Linked DNA regions of Homo sapiens: region 2 is linked to region 1. A link is an interaction called in ENCODE POLR2A ChIA-PET data of the cell type or tissue named here. Cell type or tissue: A673. All regions are shown on one strand.

Region 1 (8,000 bases):
TTTTGTATTTTTAGTAGAGACAGAAAAACACGGGGTTTCACCGTGTTAGCCAGGATGGGCCCCATCTCCTGACCTCGTGATCCGCCCGCCTCCGCCTCCCACAGTGCTGGATTTACAAGCCTAAGCCACCGCACCTGGCCTGGGAACACTCATTTTTTAAAGTCAGATTTCTCCATTGTCAACCAAGTACTACCTGCCCGACTCTACCTAATCTTGCTTTTCTTCTAATCTGTACTGTGCAAATATTCACCACCTTTTAGGACACCTCACCTTGCACAGGATCGATTTGCCCCAGGATTCAACATCCTCTCACCATCAGACCTTAATCTAGAGATGAATGACTCCAGGTCTTAAGAACCCAAGTCTTTCTGAATGGTGCTGGGCACATAAGGCTGTGTCTTCCTAATTCTTAGCAAGAGACTTGAACATAATTCTGATGCCATTGACATTTTTTCATCAGTGTGGTTTTTTATATTATTTATTCCTCCCATAGTCCAGATAATAGCAGTAGACCCCCACAGCATTCCCCTTTTCTGAAGGTAAATATTAAAACAGTATAATTTAATATTATAGTGGAGAAAGAATTATCTTTCCGTTTCATAAATTTTAAAAGTGTTGCCTTCACAATAGAGGCCTATCAACCTTGAAAAATGAGTGATGATATTTATAATGTATTTTTAAATTTTTTTCTAAAATTATTCAGTTAATAAACATTAGTCACCAATTATCTACAGGCACTATGTTCTAAAGGTGAAAACCTTGGTTAGACAGCCCTTCTCATATACCCCCATAGCCTCCTATACTTTTCAAGTACACATCACAGGATCCTATATTGTAATTGCCTGTTTACTTGCTTGAGTTGTTCACCAGATTATATGCATCATGAGGGTGAGGATTGGTAGCTTCTATTTTCCCTCTTATCTCTAGCATTTAGCACAGTGCTCATAACCAAGCAGTTTAGTATATAACTCAAGATGAATGAATTACAAATCTCAAACAAGATCACTGACATTTTAGATAGAGAAATAAACATCCATGTAACCGGTTAAAAATTCTATGGTTGGGTAATATGTTGAGAGGTTATTTTGTGGTTCATCTTTGTTGCCACAGAGACAGCAAAATATAGCAGGTACATTTGCCTTCTTAAAGGAGCTCAAAAGTATAGATCTGTGTTCAGAATTCTAGGTGCCGTTTTAGTGGATTGGAAAATAGGAACTCCTATGTATTTCTGGGAATGTCTTGATAATAATCCCTATGCAGATTGTATCATAGAAGATGAAGTCCATTGGGAAACTCACTCTAGGAACTGAGTAAGTAAAAATACTTAAGCCAAACCTGAGTCCCTCCCTCCCAGGGTTAAAGAGGAATAGCTCTGTACTGTGCCTATGGAGCCTGGACACTCAGCCATGGTTAGAGAGCTTGAGACTTTTTTATTTTGCATGGATGGAGAGAGCCATTTGAATGAGCCTGAGGGCCTGGGCATTCTCAACGAAGGCAAGATGACCCTTGTCTACCCAGCCTAAATACCTACAAATCCTTAGTGACTACAGCAGTTCTCTAATAATGGCTTTTATTGGGATCTCCTGACATTGAGAGCTTGGAATCAAATTTAATGTGCTGCAAAATATTCTCGAGTAACCAACTTTATTAACTACAAGTGAAATGATTTAGGAGAGGTCAGAGAACAATTATTTTTCCAGGGGCCTTAGTTTTGGAGGAAGGGATATGTAACTTAGCAGAAATCCTTAAGCTTCGATTAGAAATAGGAGGAGAAAAGAGCATTTGAGGGTGAGGGAAGAGTATAAGTAAAAATAGAGAGGTTAAAAAAAGTATGTTGAAAGAAAAACATTTAGTTTGGTGCTGCTAAAGCGGTGGTTACTGGTATTTGTTGGGCCTGAGAACCATCTGGAATGTTTCCATAGATAGTATGTATATCAGGCTCCTAAATGGGACAGTCTGAATAAGCATGCCTGGAATGGAACTCTATGATGTAGATCTTGAAGAAGTTTTGCAGGTGTGTCTGCATTCAAAAAGGTGAAAAACATAAGGATAGAAGGTTAAATTAGCAGAAAAGAATAAGACGTCAGTCAAAATCCAGATAAAATTGGATTTTCAAGACTGTTGAACAATCTGCTCAAAAGTTAGGACTTTGAATGAAGAAAGTTTCATCTTTCTGTTTATTTTATGGATATGTATCATTTTCGTGTTTTATATTGTCACTCATCTTTAACACTTAGAACCACCCCCACTTCCTTCCTTTCTTCCTTCCTTTATTTCTTAACAAACACATATCGAATACCTATTATATGTTAGACAAAGGTTTAAGGATGTGGATATAAAAATGTGATTTATGATTTCAAGATTTCTTAGTGTGATTCTCTTAATACTTTACTAGACTCTGTAAAAATTATGTCATGGTTAACAATTTAGAATTTATAACAACTGGTTACTTGTATAGGAAAGTTTAACCTATTTCCAAGAGAAAACAATATTTTCCCACAAAGACATTGAACATTTTTACCTCTGAAAGCAAAATTTTGCCTTTCAAAGACATCTAAAGAAGGAAAATACTAACCTCATTACATTATAAGATCTTTGTTATGAAATTCTAAATGAACCTTCTAAATACTTTGTACCTTGGCTGGCCTTTCTAATTTAAATATTTACTATACATGATGAGTATCTTAAGAAATTTCACACTTAAAAGGCTCTTAAAGAGTAGTGGTTTAAATAGTTTTTGACAGTGACTTGTTTTACATAACTTGAAATATTCAATATGTGTGTGGGTGCATGTATTATGCACTTACAGACAGAATTACACTTACAAATGACTTTGGCTTCAGATTCAGACCTCAGAAAATGACTTAATTCCATAACCTGACACTTTCCACTGCTATAGGTTAATCTTCTATAAACTCATTTTGAAATGATATGTTATGGTTATCCCAAAACTCCTTAAAGTAGACATATCTCAAAAGTCTGAAATGTTAATCATGAGAACTAAAAGAACTCATTTTTCCCCAAAAGAAAATTTGATCTGTCGCCAAAGCCAAATAAATATTTTCTATAAAATGCTGAAATAATGTATGGAAAAATCTGTGAAACTAAAACCTCCATACAATCTAAGTTAAATGCCCATATTTATTTATATAAGGAGAGTGACCCTCAGTGTATAGAAGATACCTCTTTTTGTGACTGTGGGTTTTTTTTTTTTTTTTTTTTTTAAATGAAGGCAACACTGCATGGCCTGCATTCTACTTAATTAAAAGCTATAGTGGGCCTTCCCAGATGTTAAAGGGGCCTGAGCTGAATAAAGTGTTGACATCAGATGAATGGGCGAGGCCACCTGCTAGCTCCACTCTTGGCTTTGTGGATGATTTGCATTCCTGTGGCCTGTTGCTCGGCATGACCACTCTCAGCACTTCACAGCACCATGGCCTGTTTAATATCATGGATGCCTTCCAGTCATGAAGTCTCTCTTCTATATTAACATCAGCACACAATAGCAAGGGGCCCATTCCATGATTTCTTTGCTCAGAGTATGATGTTTTTACTTAATTTAGACCACATAAAAGAAAAGGAAATGCTTTTCTACAGGCTGGATTAAGATAAAATAAACTTCTCCTTGCCTAAAATCATTAACAGATCAATTGTTCTTTCATGAAGACAATGCTCCTTATTTTAATTGGCAAATAGTATAAATTAGATTAAAAATATAACTTGACCTTAGTAAGCACAGAATGTTTCAATTTTATTTCTTTGTTCGTCAATTTAAGATAAGTCACTCAAGAGTGTTTAGATTAGACTGTAAAGGCTGGGATGGTAATAGTCTATAAACCTAGGAAATTCCATGTTTCATAGAGGAGAAATAGTAGGCTGCAACAGAAGTGAAAGGGATAAATCATAACATTACAATCTAGAGTATATTAAGAACAAAAAGAGAAAGAAAGGTATTATGGGAGGCACTTGCAAACAATTGATTTTAAATTATTTTTTCACCCAATTTAATGTTCAATTATTTTAATTTTGGTGAAGTATACAAATATAAAGTGTACATAAAATGTACCATTTTAACCATTTTTACATGTACAGAAAGTCATTTTGTACAAAGTGGTCAATTCATCAGAAGGACATAACAATCCTAAAGTTTATGTTCCTAATAGCAGAGTTTCAGAATACATAAAGCAACAACTAGAAGTACAATGAGTAAGAGACAAATTTATAATTGCAACTGGAGATTTTAATATCCCTCACTCAATAATTGACAGAGACAATAGGCAGAAAATCAGCACAGACATAGAAAACTGAATAACAACAACCAACTTGACTTAATTAACATTTCTAGAACATTTTATCTAATAACATAATACACGTTATTTTATATGAGCATGAAATACTTACTAAGATAAATCATGAGATAGATTTGGTATGTGAAACAACTCTCAATGAATACAGAATCATTAAGGGAATACACAATGTATTCTCTAACCATGGTGGAACTAAATTAGCAATAAATAGTAGAAATTAATCTATAAAATCCCCAAGTATGAGGAAATTAAGAGACTCCTAAATAACTGATGTGTCAAAAAATACATAGAAGAGCATTTATTTATTTATTTTTTAAGATATGGGATCTTGTTGCATTGCCCAGGCTGGAATTGGAACTCCCAAGCTCAAAGTATTCTCTGGGCTCAGCCTCCCAAGTATCTGGGACTACATGTGTGTGCCACCACACTGGGGTCAGAAATTATTTTTAACTGAAAAAAAAATAGCAAATATAAACACAAAATAGCAACATTCCTGGGATACTGAAAAAGCACTACAAAGAGGAAAATTGACTGCACTAAAGAGTTCAAATCAATGATTTCAGTTTCCACCTTAAGAAACAAACATGCACAAAAAATAAGAAAATAATGACACAGTCAACATTAATGAAAGAGAAAACAAAATGAAGACAGTAAACCAATGAAACCCAAAACTGTCTCTTTGAAAATATTTTTAAAACTTAAAAACTTTTTGCCAGACTAATCTGAAAAAAGATGGAAATTGAGAAGACACACATTACCAATATCTGGAATGGAAAGATGGCCCACTAGAGATCCTACAGGTATTGAAACAACAGTTAAGAGAACATTGTAAACAACTGTATGATAATAGATTAGTCAAATTAAATAAAATAGACACTTTTATTTTTTTGAAACAGAGTTTCGCTTTTGCGGCCTAGGCTGGAGTGCAGTCGTGTGATCTCGGCTCACCGCAACTTCTGGCTCCCGGGTTCCAGGGATTCTCCTGCCTCAGCCTCCAGAGTAGCTCCATGCCTGGGATTACAGGCATGCACCACCATGCCCAGCTAATTTTGTATTTTTAGTAGAGACAGGGTTTCTCCATGTTGGTCAGGCTGGTCTCAAACTCCCGACCTCAGGTGATCCACCCACCTCGGCCTCCCAAAGTGCTGGGATTACAGGCATCAGCCACCGTGCCCGGCCGAAATAGACACTTGTTTGAATAACACAAACTGCCAAAGTGTATTCAAGAAAAAATAGCCTGAATGGTACTATGTGTATAAATTAAAATTGTAGTAAAAAAATGTTTCTACAAGAAAACTTCAAGTTCAGATACCTTCAGAGGTGAGTTCTACTAAACATTTAAGGATAAAATAATACTAATTCTACACAGATTTTTTTAGATTCATAGTACATTCGATAAGACTAGTGTTGCATTAATATCAAAACCAAACAAAAACAGTTAAAGAAAGCAAAATTACAGACCACTCTTCCTCATAATCATAGAATCTCAAATTCTGAACAAAATTTTAGAAACTGAATAAAATAGATAGAAGGATAATGCATTTTCAGCCAAAGATATTTTATACCAGGAATGAAAGTTTGGTTTAACATTGCAAAAAATCAATATAATTCACCATATTAGTAAGTAAAAAAAGAAAAACCATATGATCATCTCAATAGATTCATCAAAAGTATTTGACAAAAATCAAGCTTCCATTCCTGATTTTAAAACAAATTTTAAAACCTCTCAGTGAAATAAGAAAAAAAGGAAAACATCTTAAAAGTGACAAAAGGGACCAACAAATATCTGGAAAGTTAACATTATACTTAATAGTGTTAAATACTTTCCCATCAAGATCAAGAACAAGACATGTATGTCAGATCTCACTACTTCTGTTCAACATTATACTAAAGATGGGAGCCAGTACCATGAGGCAAAAAGACATTGGAAGTAAAATTATATGTATTTAAGATAACATGTTCATCTACACAGAATATTCACAAAAATCCACCAAAAAATTACCAGAACTATTAAGGTATTTCATCAATATTACAGCATACAAGATCAATATGCAAAATTCAAGCATAGTTCTATTACTAATGAACAAAGGGATGTTGAAATTAAAAGTAAACCATACATTGAAAATATTAGTGCTAGGGACAAATCTGACAAAAGATGTGCAAAACCTTTAAACTGAAAACTACAAAACATTACTGAGAGACATTTTAAAAATATAAATGAGGAGATACCCCTTGGAAGAGTCAATATTGTTAATATTGTTAATTCTTTCCAAATTGATATATTCTAAAATTTGTATGGACATACAAATGAGAAAAATAACCAAAACAACTTCAAAAACGATTTTAAAAGTCCAAGAATTCATATTTGGTAATTTCAAAAAGTATAAAGTTATAGTAACCAAGACATGATACTGTTATCAAGATATTTTTATTTCAAAAAGAATTTGAAGTCAAACAATTAAGAATTCAGAAACAGATCCACCTAGGTATTGACAACTAATTTTTGACAATGCAAAGGAAATTCAGAGAACAATGACAGCCTTTTCAACAAATGGTGGGGGAACAACTGAATATCCATTTCAAAAAATTCGTTCATTACATTATAAATGAAACACCTAAAATTAGAAAAAAACCTTTATGAGACAAAAATATTTGTGACCTTGGGTTAAGCAAATATTTCTTAGATATGACACCAACAGTATGATACATAAAAGAAAAATATTGACAAATTGTACTTTTTAAAAATCTTTATTTATTTATTTATTTATTATTATTATACTTTAAGTTTTAGGGTACATGTGCACAATGTGCAGGTTAGTTACATATGTATACATGTGCCATGCTGGTGCGCTGCACCCACTAACTCACCATCTAGCATTACGTATATCTACCAATGCTATCCCTCCCCCCTTCCCCCACACCACAACAGTCCCCAGAGTGTGATGTTCCCCTTCCTGTGTCCATGTGTTCTCATTGTTCAATTCCCACCTATGAGTGAGAACGTGCAGTGTTTGGTTTTTTGTTCTTGCAATAGTTTACTGAGAATGATGATTTCCAATTTCATCCATGTCCCTACAAAGGACATGAACTCATCTTTTTTTATGGCTGCATAGTATTCCATGGTGTATATGTGCCACATTTTCTTAATCCAGTCTATCATTGTTGGACATTTAGGTTGGTTCCAAGTCTTTGCTATTGTGAGTAATGCCACAATAAACATACGTGTGCATGTGTCTTTATAGCAGCATGATTTATAGTCCTTTGGGTATATACCCTGTACTGGCATGGCTGGGTCAAATGGTATTTCTAGTTCTAGATCCCTGAGGAATCGCCACACTGACTTCCACAATGGTTGAACTAGTTTACAATCCCACCAACAGTGTAAAAGTGTTCCTATTTCTCCACATCCTCTCCAGCACCTGTTGTTTCCTGACTTTTTAGTGATTGCCATTCTAACTGGTGTGAGATGGTATCTCATTGTGGTTTTGATTTGCATTTCTCTGATGGTCAGTTATGGTGAGCAATTTTTCATGTGTTTTTTGGCGCATAAATGTCTTCTTTTGAGAAGTGTCTTTTCATATCCTTCGCCCATTTTTGATGGGGTTGTTTGTTTTTTTCTTGTAAATTTGTTTGAGTTCATTGTAGATTCTGGATATTAGCCCTTTGTCAGATGAGTAGGTTGCAAAAATTTTC
Region 2 (8,000 bases), 86 kb before region 1:
GACTAATACTACTTTGACAATTAAATTATATATCCCCACTCCTTAAAAATGTATGCTAATTTCTCTGTAGTGTGACAGTAATTGAATCTAAGTTTCAATTAGAGTGGAATAGGAACTGGGGAAGCCACCTGCCTTCTTATGGCTAATAAGAAGTATTGAGTCTTCATCTTCCTACTTACTTACTAAGGAAAGTCTGATCCTGAACTTAACGAAAGAAGCAGCTATAACATTATTCTTGGAAACTACAATACGTATGCCACTGACAGGCTATTTTTCCTCCATTCTTCTCAAGGTGAAAATATTTATACAGGAACCCAAGATGAAAGTATTCACCAATCTCTAAAAAGTGGACTACTGTGTACTTAGAGGAAAAGCATACTACTTTAGTAGTGTGACAAGGCTGAGTTAAAAATCTGACTCTTTTTTGAGCCTTATTTTAAGAGGATAACAGTTGCTTTGCTGTGAGGAGTAAATAAGATGTATACAAATCAACTGGTAAAATAGTTGTCTTCAGTACATGGCAGCTGTTGCTTCTCTCTTAATTTCAGAAATGTTGAATTGGCTTTTTCAATTCCCAATGTCCCTGATCCTTTCAGACACGCTTCTTATTACTCTCAGGTACCAGTTATGTTTATATGTAGAAGTATTCTTCACGTTATTTTTCTCTGAAGTAACACAACTGATAGAAATATGGAAGTTGTACTTATGCTATGAGGTCAGATGACACTGCTGACCTAGATTGAGCACAAGAAAACACTCTTGGAAACCAGCTATTATTTTGCATGCAAATGGTTCAGGATGCTTTTGTTCTGGAGGCCAGCAAGGAATCATGGTGGTGTAAGATTTCACCTTGTAACTCGTCCCTTATGTGGGGCAGGCTAGATGGCCTTCTGGCCATAGCCAGATACATGAAAAAATGGTGAAGAAAAATTCTGCTTCCTTCTACTCAGAAGAATGCTTTATGATCAGCCTTCATATGTGAAGAAAATAAGCCCCAAATACTAAAACTCCACATTTTTAAATTTACTTTTTATTTATAATTGAAACAATATTGCACATATTTTTGCGGTACAATGTGGTGTTTCAATGCATGTGTACAAAGTGTAATGACCAAATCAAAGTGATTATCATATCCATCATTTTAAACGTTTATTATTTCTTTGTGGTAGCAGCATTCAAAATGTGTTCCTGCAGAAGTAGTTACTATGGCATATTACATTAGGTATCTCAGTATCAGTTCTCTACTGCATATTTTAGAAAATATAGTTCACTTTTTTTTTCACTTTCTTTATTAGGTGCCGAATAATTTATTTTTCTTCTATTTTGCTGGTACTAGACTGATCCAAAGATCCTGGAAGTAGCCTATGATCATTTGATAGGTTCATGTACAAATCAAAAGGGAAGGTCAAATATTTAACAAATAGATTTTCTGTATGATAGGCCGAGGTGGGTGAATCACCTGTGGTCAGGAGTTTGAGACCAGCCTGGTCAACATGGTGAAACCCTGTCTCTACTAAAAAAATACAAAAACTTCACCAGGTGTGGTGGCACATGCCTCTAGTCCTAGCTACTCAGGAGTCTGAAGGAGGAGAATCACTTGAACTTGGGAGGCTGAGGTTGCAGTGAGCCGAAATCACATCACTGCGCTCCAGCCTGGGCGACAGAACGAGACTCCATCTCAAAAAAAAAAAAAAAAAATTTGGAATAATATAGTAGCTGGTAAAAGAGTATCTCCTTTAGATACTCAGTAAGTTTCCCAAGTAACTAAGTTTCAAAGACCACTTTAATTACTATAGGTAAAATGCAGAATACTAAAATTTCACTGCTGTGAAACAAACTAAAATGTGTTTGACATCTAAAAGCTTTTTGTCATTGATGTTGTAACACAAAGAAAGAGTTTTTAAAGTTTTTGGTTGATTTCTGCTGAAATTCTGCTTCCCTATAGTTTTACTAAAATCCCCCAGGCTTCTGAAGGAAAAGATTCTTTCATTTAAGATATGTATAATTTTTATTTTAAAAAGTCACATAATAACTGGAGAAGAAGAAGAAAAATAATTCACTGTTCTCATGATTTTGTGAAAAGAATGTTTCTACTTTCTTAAAATAAATGAGGGCTATAAGACCAACTGCTAACCAATCTTTTTGGGGCATGTGACAGATGATGTCTGTAAAGTTCATAGGACCTCAGGGGAAAGGTGCTATATATAAAGACAAGAGCTATTAAAAAGTAAGTGCTTTTGTGGAGGTAAACTACAATCCCTAGCGTGAGATTCATATTTCTAGCGGCTGAAAATAGGGACCAAGTAAAACACATTTGTTGGGCTTGTCATGCCCGAGACAGCAAGCCCCTCATTTCAGAGTGATGTCCCATGGAAGGAAACTAATCATTTTCCATCACCTCAGTCCTGCCCTCCATGCAATAAAACATTTCAGCATTCTGGACAGCTTCCACAACTGGGCACAAACCTCTGGCCATGCTGCTTTACAGTTCTCAGCTTCTCTGTCCTCAGGCCCTACTTCCTGGACCCTCATGAGCTTGGGTTCTCAAGGGTTTGTGTTTCTCCCCCTGCATGACTTTAGTTATCCTGCCAATGTTTCTGACCAAATATCCCGTTTCTTTTCTAAGCCCCGTCACTTTATCAAACTGTGGGGCACGACAGTATCTTCTGCAAAATTTTTAGAAAGAATGTCAACACTTTAAAAAATCTCTATCCCCTTTAAACTTCTTTATCCCTAACATACCCAAATCATATAGAAAAATGGATTTCTTCTACTGCTATATGTTACCAGGAGTTGTAACCACGTTTCTTTCTTTCTTTCTTTCTTTCTTTCTTTTTTTTTTTTTTTTTAGTAGTGATGGGGTTTCACTGTGTTAACCAGAATGGTCTCGATCTTCTGACCTTGTGATTGGCCCACCTTGGCCTCCCAAAGTGCTGGGATTACAGGCGTGAGCCACCATTCCTGGCCATAAGCACGTTTCTTATCCACAGAAAACTCTCAACTCATAGTTCATATCAGTGTGTCAGGGTACTGCTACTAATAATAGCCCTTCCTGGATTTCATTTTTCCAGTCCGTCTTTTTTTTCCCCTTTACTTATGAGCCACAGAATCCTATGCTTGTTTGTACATATTATTACATTTGTCCCTTCCTTTGATTTTCACACATTACCAATAATATATAATTATCAATATATAATACTGGCAAAGTGGCTTTTTTTTTAGATTACTCTTTTAAATGTCAGTAAAAAGAAGAGAAGAGAAAAGTCCAGCCAAGGTATTGTACGCCAAACCTCATTTGTTAAACAGAACCCCAGAATTACTGTGAAGAATCACTCAAAAATCTTATCCTGTTCTCTACAGTTAAAAGAAAATTTTAATACTTAAAAAATAGTTTAAAATCCCAACTTTTCCTTATTTTTGTTTGAATTTATAAAGCAATGTAAACCATTTGAAAAACAAGAAAGTAATAAGGAGGAACGCTAAATTTCTGTTTGTGATACTTCAAGTCTGTATACTTAACTCTGGCAACAGGTCTGCGCTTTTACAATAAAACTACAAAAGATGCAAATTTTTCATCAAAGTATAACAAAGTTGAAATTTGTAGCTAGATTACAATATACTTAATTTAAGATTATAGTAAATTTAAGTATATATAGAATTTAAGTAGACAAGATTCTATCTTCCTCACATTCCTTAAAATCTCATATAAAAATGATTTATTCTGTATGCTGGGTGGTGAATTCTGTACGTTTTAAATGATCAGTTTCTAAAAAGGGTAGAATTCTAGTATAATTTAGAGTCATATAATCCATAATTTCACAGTACCAGAATCAAAGTTAATCACAGGTTGAAAATAAGTGAAGATCAGATAGATGTGTGGATGGGAGATAATACACTGATTTGACTACTGCTAAGGAGTCCATAACGGATACTGCAAGAGCCATTTTTGAAATGAAGAAAAGATAATTTGTGCACAAGTTCCATCACAGGTGTTTTGGGTTAAGCAGTCAATTACCGTGGGTTTAGAGGAGAAAAAAACGAACTGGAATGTATGCTAACATCTCAAAGTGATATCAACGTTTAGACTCTGATAAATCCTCAAATGAATGTTTTTCAAACTGTGTATCCTAGAGGGAAACTCAATGATCATATTTGGAACCACTTATCCTTATAACATCAACATGTGTCTGAAGAGCTGTTTTATGTCAGAATCTCCTTTAATAACTCTGTTTTGAAAGAAATAAACATTTTGAAAATCATATTTTCCAAAAGGAGTGGTCTGAAATACAAAACCGGTGAGTCTGGGATAGAGCTTTGGTTTGCCAGTCTACCTTCCCTGTGACTATAAATTTGAAATAGTTTCAGTTGTGTTCTTAGGCAAATGTGACCACAATACACTAACCTCAGTACTTATATGAAGTCATTTGGGTTAGAGTAGCAGATCTAGAAGGATTGAATCTCCAGCCCCAATTATGACAAAATTTAGTAGTTCAGCGCTCCAGCCTCATCTACATCCTTCTTGATCTCTTTATGAATAGAATAATAATTTCTTAGAAGATATCAGTCCAATCCTATCTTTGTTCACTGAGTTAATAAAACTGTAAAATAATATACCCATATATTTGCTGCTCAAATTGTTTCTTTATGATTCTGGTACAATAATTTTGAGGAGAAAATAAGATGGACAAGGTATAAATATTTCTTAAAAAACTTTTCACGAGCAAATATTTAATATTTTTGTTTGTTTTTTGTTTTGTTTTGTTTTTGTAAATACAAAAAGACAATATCTATGTCAATAACAAACTCTGGATGCCTACAGTTATAGTCATTACCACTTTCATTTCATAATCCAAGTATTATATGATACCCAAACCTGAAATAATTAGGAATAAACAATGTTTCTTTGGGTCTAACTGCCACCAGCAAGATCACTGAAATGTTGGCACATCCTTCAAGAACCCTTTCAATCTCCTCTCTGCTGTCTCTTCTTCCCTCCCATTTGTGTGTTTAAGCTTGAACAGCTTCCAGCAACCAAGCTTTTTACCTCCTATTACCACCCCATCCATTTAGCAGATCACATCCCTACCCTCTTTCCAGTGTCCACATCAAGACATGGATATCATACAAGGGAATTTTTCTCTTGCAATTGGAGCCACTTTATCCCATTACTGGCATTGTCTCTTGCTTTGCTTTGGTATAGTTATTGATGCACATTAAAACTCCCAGTGTTGTCAGATTGCTGCTCCGCTCAGCTTTGAGCTGGTACTACTCTTTGAAGTCAATGCTGATGACTAATACAGAAGATAATTTCGGAGATCATTCTGTTGCTGCCATCCTGACCCAATGTGGAACTGCTCAGAAGCCATTCTTCTCATATAGAGAGAATCTTTGTTCACCACTTCTGCCAGTCTGTTAACTAAGTTCCAAAGTAGTGCTACCTTGTCTTCCCAGTATTTTAGAGACTTTGGGTAAAAGGGATGTATTAGATTTTCTTTGATTCCCTTTCTTTCTAGGAGTTAAACATGCATCTATTGAAGCTGTGCCAGAAGTAACTCTGAGTTATAGACTTAAAAAAATATCACTGCAGCTCATCTTTTTCTTAAGATGACTTCTTGCCCACAAAATTGCTCAATCTTCTTTAAATATATGCCTGGCGAATCAAATCTATCACTGTTCTAGCTATGCCTGGATGTGTCTGAATCCTAAGGTGACTAAGCTTGGGCTCAAGCTGGTATCCTTACCATACTTTATTTTAATGTTCTTTTTGTTACCTCACCCCCATTTTCATTTCCACTGTATATTCAATGCTTCATCTTTATGTATGTTTTTAAACTAGAAACTACTCTAAAACAAGAATCAGCTTTGAAAATTAAATCCATGTTGATACACACATGTAAAGGTAATGTGTTTCTAAATCAAAATGCTTTAGGTAGGCTTCTTCAGTTATATATTTGCAATATCTAAAACATACTGTATGTTTAATAATATCATTTAAAAAGTTCAAATAAAGTTTTATAAAGAATTTACTTTTTTTTTAATACATACGGTGTAGTCTGGGTTTCTCTCAGTACTTCTACTAAAATAACTATTCAGTCTTTGAAAAGGTTTAGTCAACATAATCAATATAAGTGTATTGTTTCTGAAATACTAGGTCAAATAGTTAATGCATCTATGGTGTAGCTCAAGACCAAGGGTAACTGAGCAAGCATTAACTTGTGGAATCTTAATAGTCACTCCATTGCTGAAGTAAAAAGGAAACCAAGAGGAAACTTAATAATATTAAAAGTTATTTTAAAGGGAGTTCACATTGGTTTGGAGGGTACTTTGCTTCAAATACAATATCCACCTTTGTAAAACCCAAGAAACCCGTATTTGTAACATACACACATCTTTTCAGTTTTTAGAACATAAATCTTCAGATCCGTATTATTTCTCCACAGATAAAAATTAAAATATTGAAAGTCTTTGGAATAATAACAAAAGAAACCCCCTGGCAACCCAAAGGAAACTTGGAACTTCTTGTTAAGTGCTTATTTAACTATAAAAGAGTCAGTGTGTGTTGTAATGAATGGAAAATTGATTTTATTGTATTCCATTTATGAACATCTCTCAGCAACCTATTTCAGTATTAGAAAGATCATACATTAAAAATGATTTCTGCAGTCATCAATGTATACAAGTTAAAATTTAGCTCCTGTTAAATTAACACTTCATTAAAATATCAAAATAAAAGCTTCGTCAAATACTTTTTTATGTTGTACTCCAAGACAGAAAAAAAAAATGAAAAAATTTAAAGAACAGATTGCTAGTTATTCTATTCTATAACAGTTAAGTTTCTCAGTTCTTTTTTTTTTCTTTTGCTAAGCTCTCTGTCACTGGAAACATCTTAAACCAATTTCAAGTGCTACACCTGAATAAACATGTTGTAAAAGTGTTTATGTATTGAAGTGGGTCAGTTCAAGGTATGGTATTTGGCTGGAACTTCTAATTTCTCTTTTTACAGTGAAAGGGCTGCCAGAAGGAGGAAGTCTGAGCTGAATTAATACATTTGTTACAGTGGAAGTAGAATGGAAACTGCTCGGACCACAAATCAAACTGCCTCTTTCATTTATGCCAGTGATAGAGTTTTTCTAAAAAATATAGACTCTGGCATAGAGCCACTGTAAGTTTGCATTTAAAAGAGAAATCTATATGCTTATTTGTTTAAGGTTTACTGCTTTGATTATTTGTAAGTCCCTTCTCTTGTAGAACTCAGTATAGTGGCATTTGTGAGGCAGATGGCCATTTTAATACTTGTAGGAATTGGACAACTTTTCCCAGTAGGTTGTAAGACAACTGTGGAGGATACCTATGCTGTCTAAATTGATGCAGCCTTTTTTTTTTTTTCAACCAATACCTCCACATTTGAAGAACCCCTGTGTCCGTCCCTCTCAACAGCTGCACAACCTTATACGACACGGTCTCATTTTCTGACGGTCTTGTTCTCTGCACAATGGAAGTATACACAAAAGTTTTTATGCTGCCAAAATAAATTTTGTTAAGAGCAAGGGTTTATTTGCTAAAATGCCATTGATGCCATTTTGGGGACTTGCTTTCCTTTCCTTTCTTCTAAGGTGGGTCAGGTTTTATAATGGACTGAGGTTGCTCCACAGTCTTTACTGAATAAATATTTTAAGAAAACATGCACATCTCTCATGGGGCAAGCCAGAGTCAATCATGCACATATTTCAAACCACATTATATGTTACTCTTAAAAGATTGCTAACTTCTGTATCTAGAGTAGCAACTTTGCATAAGATATACATAATTCTTAACCAAATTTACAATTTAAGGTTAAATATCATCTTTGAATGATTTTCATTGAACCAGATATCAATGGTTTTCTTTTTCACATATATATAAAATATAATTTTCAGTGATTATTTTAAATTAGAAGAGCCTAATAAAAACTACTAAAAGAGGATACTATTAATACCTAACTGTAGGGCATTTGTGGAATC

Evidence for each region. Peaks named below come from ENCODE experiments on the same cell type or tissue, not always from the same donor. Only the 100,000 strongest peaks of a DNase experiment are listed, where the experiment ranks them.
Region 2: POLR2A ChIA-PET joins it to region 1 with 13 read pairs; 3 of 35 experiments call an interaction of 5 or more read pairs at or near these places.

Annotation. Positions count from the first base shown.
Region 1 is chr6:55,689,754-55,697,753 of GRCh38, reverse strand. No RefSeq gene overlaps it. Among named protein-coding and RNA genes, the nearest start is that of HMGCLL1, 110 kb to the right of the region's middle. RefSeq lists an enhancer at 3,119-3,639. In A673, no CTCF peak of the experiment used is centred here; a DNase peak (open chromatin) is centred at 3,403.
Region 2 is chr6:55,775,306-55,783,305 of GRCh38, reverse strand. All of the region lies in intron 3 of BMP5 (bone morphogenetic protein 5), which reads left to right. Among named protein-coding and RNA genes, the nearest start is that of BMP5, 96 kb to the left of the region's middle. In A673, no CTCF peak of the experiment used is centred here; no DNase peak of the experiment used is centred here.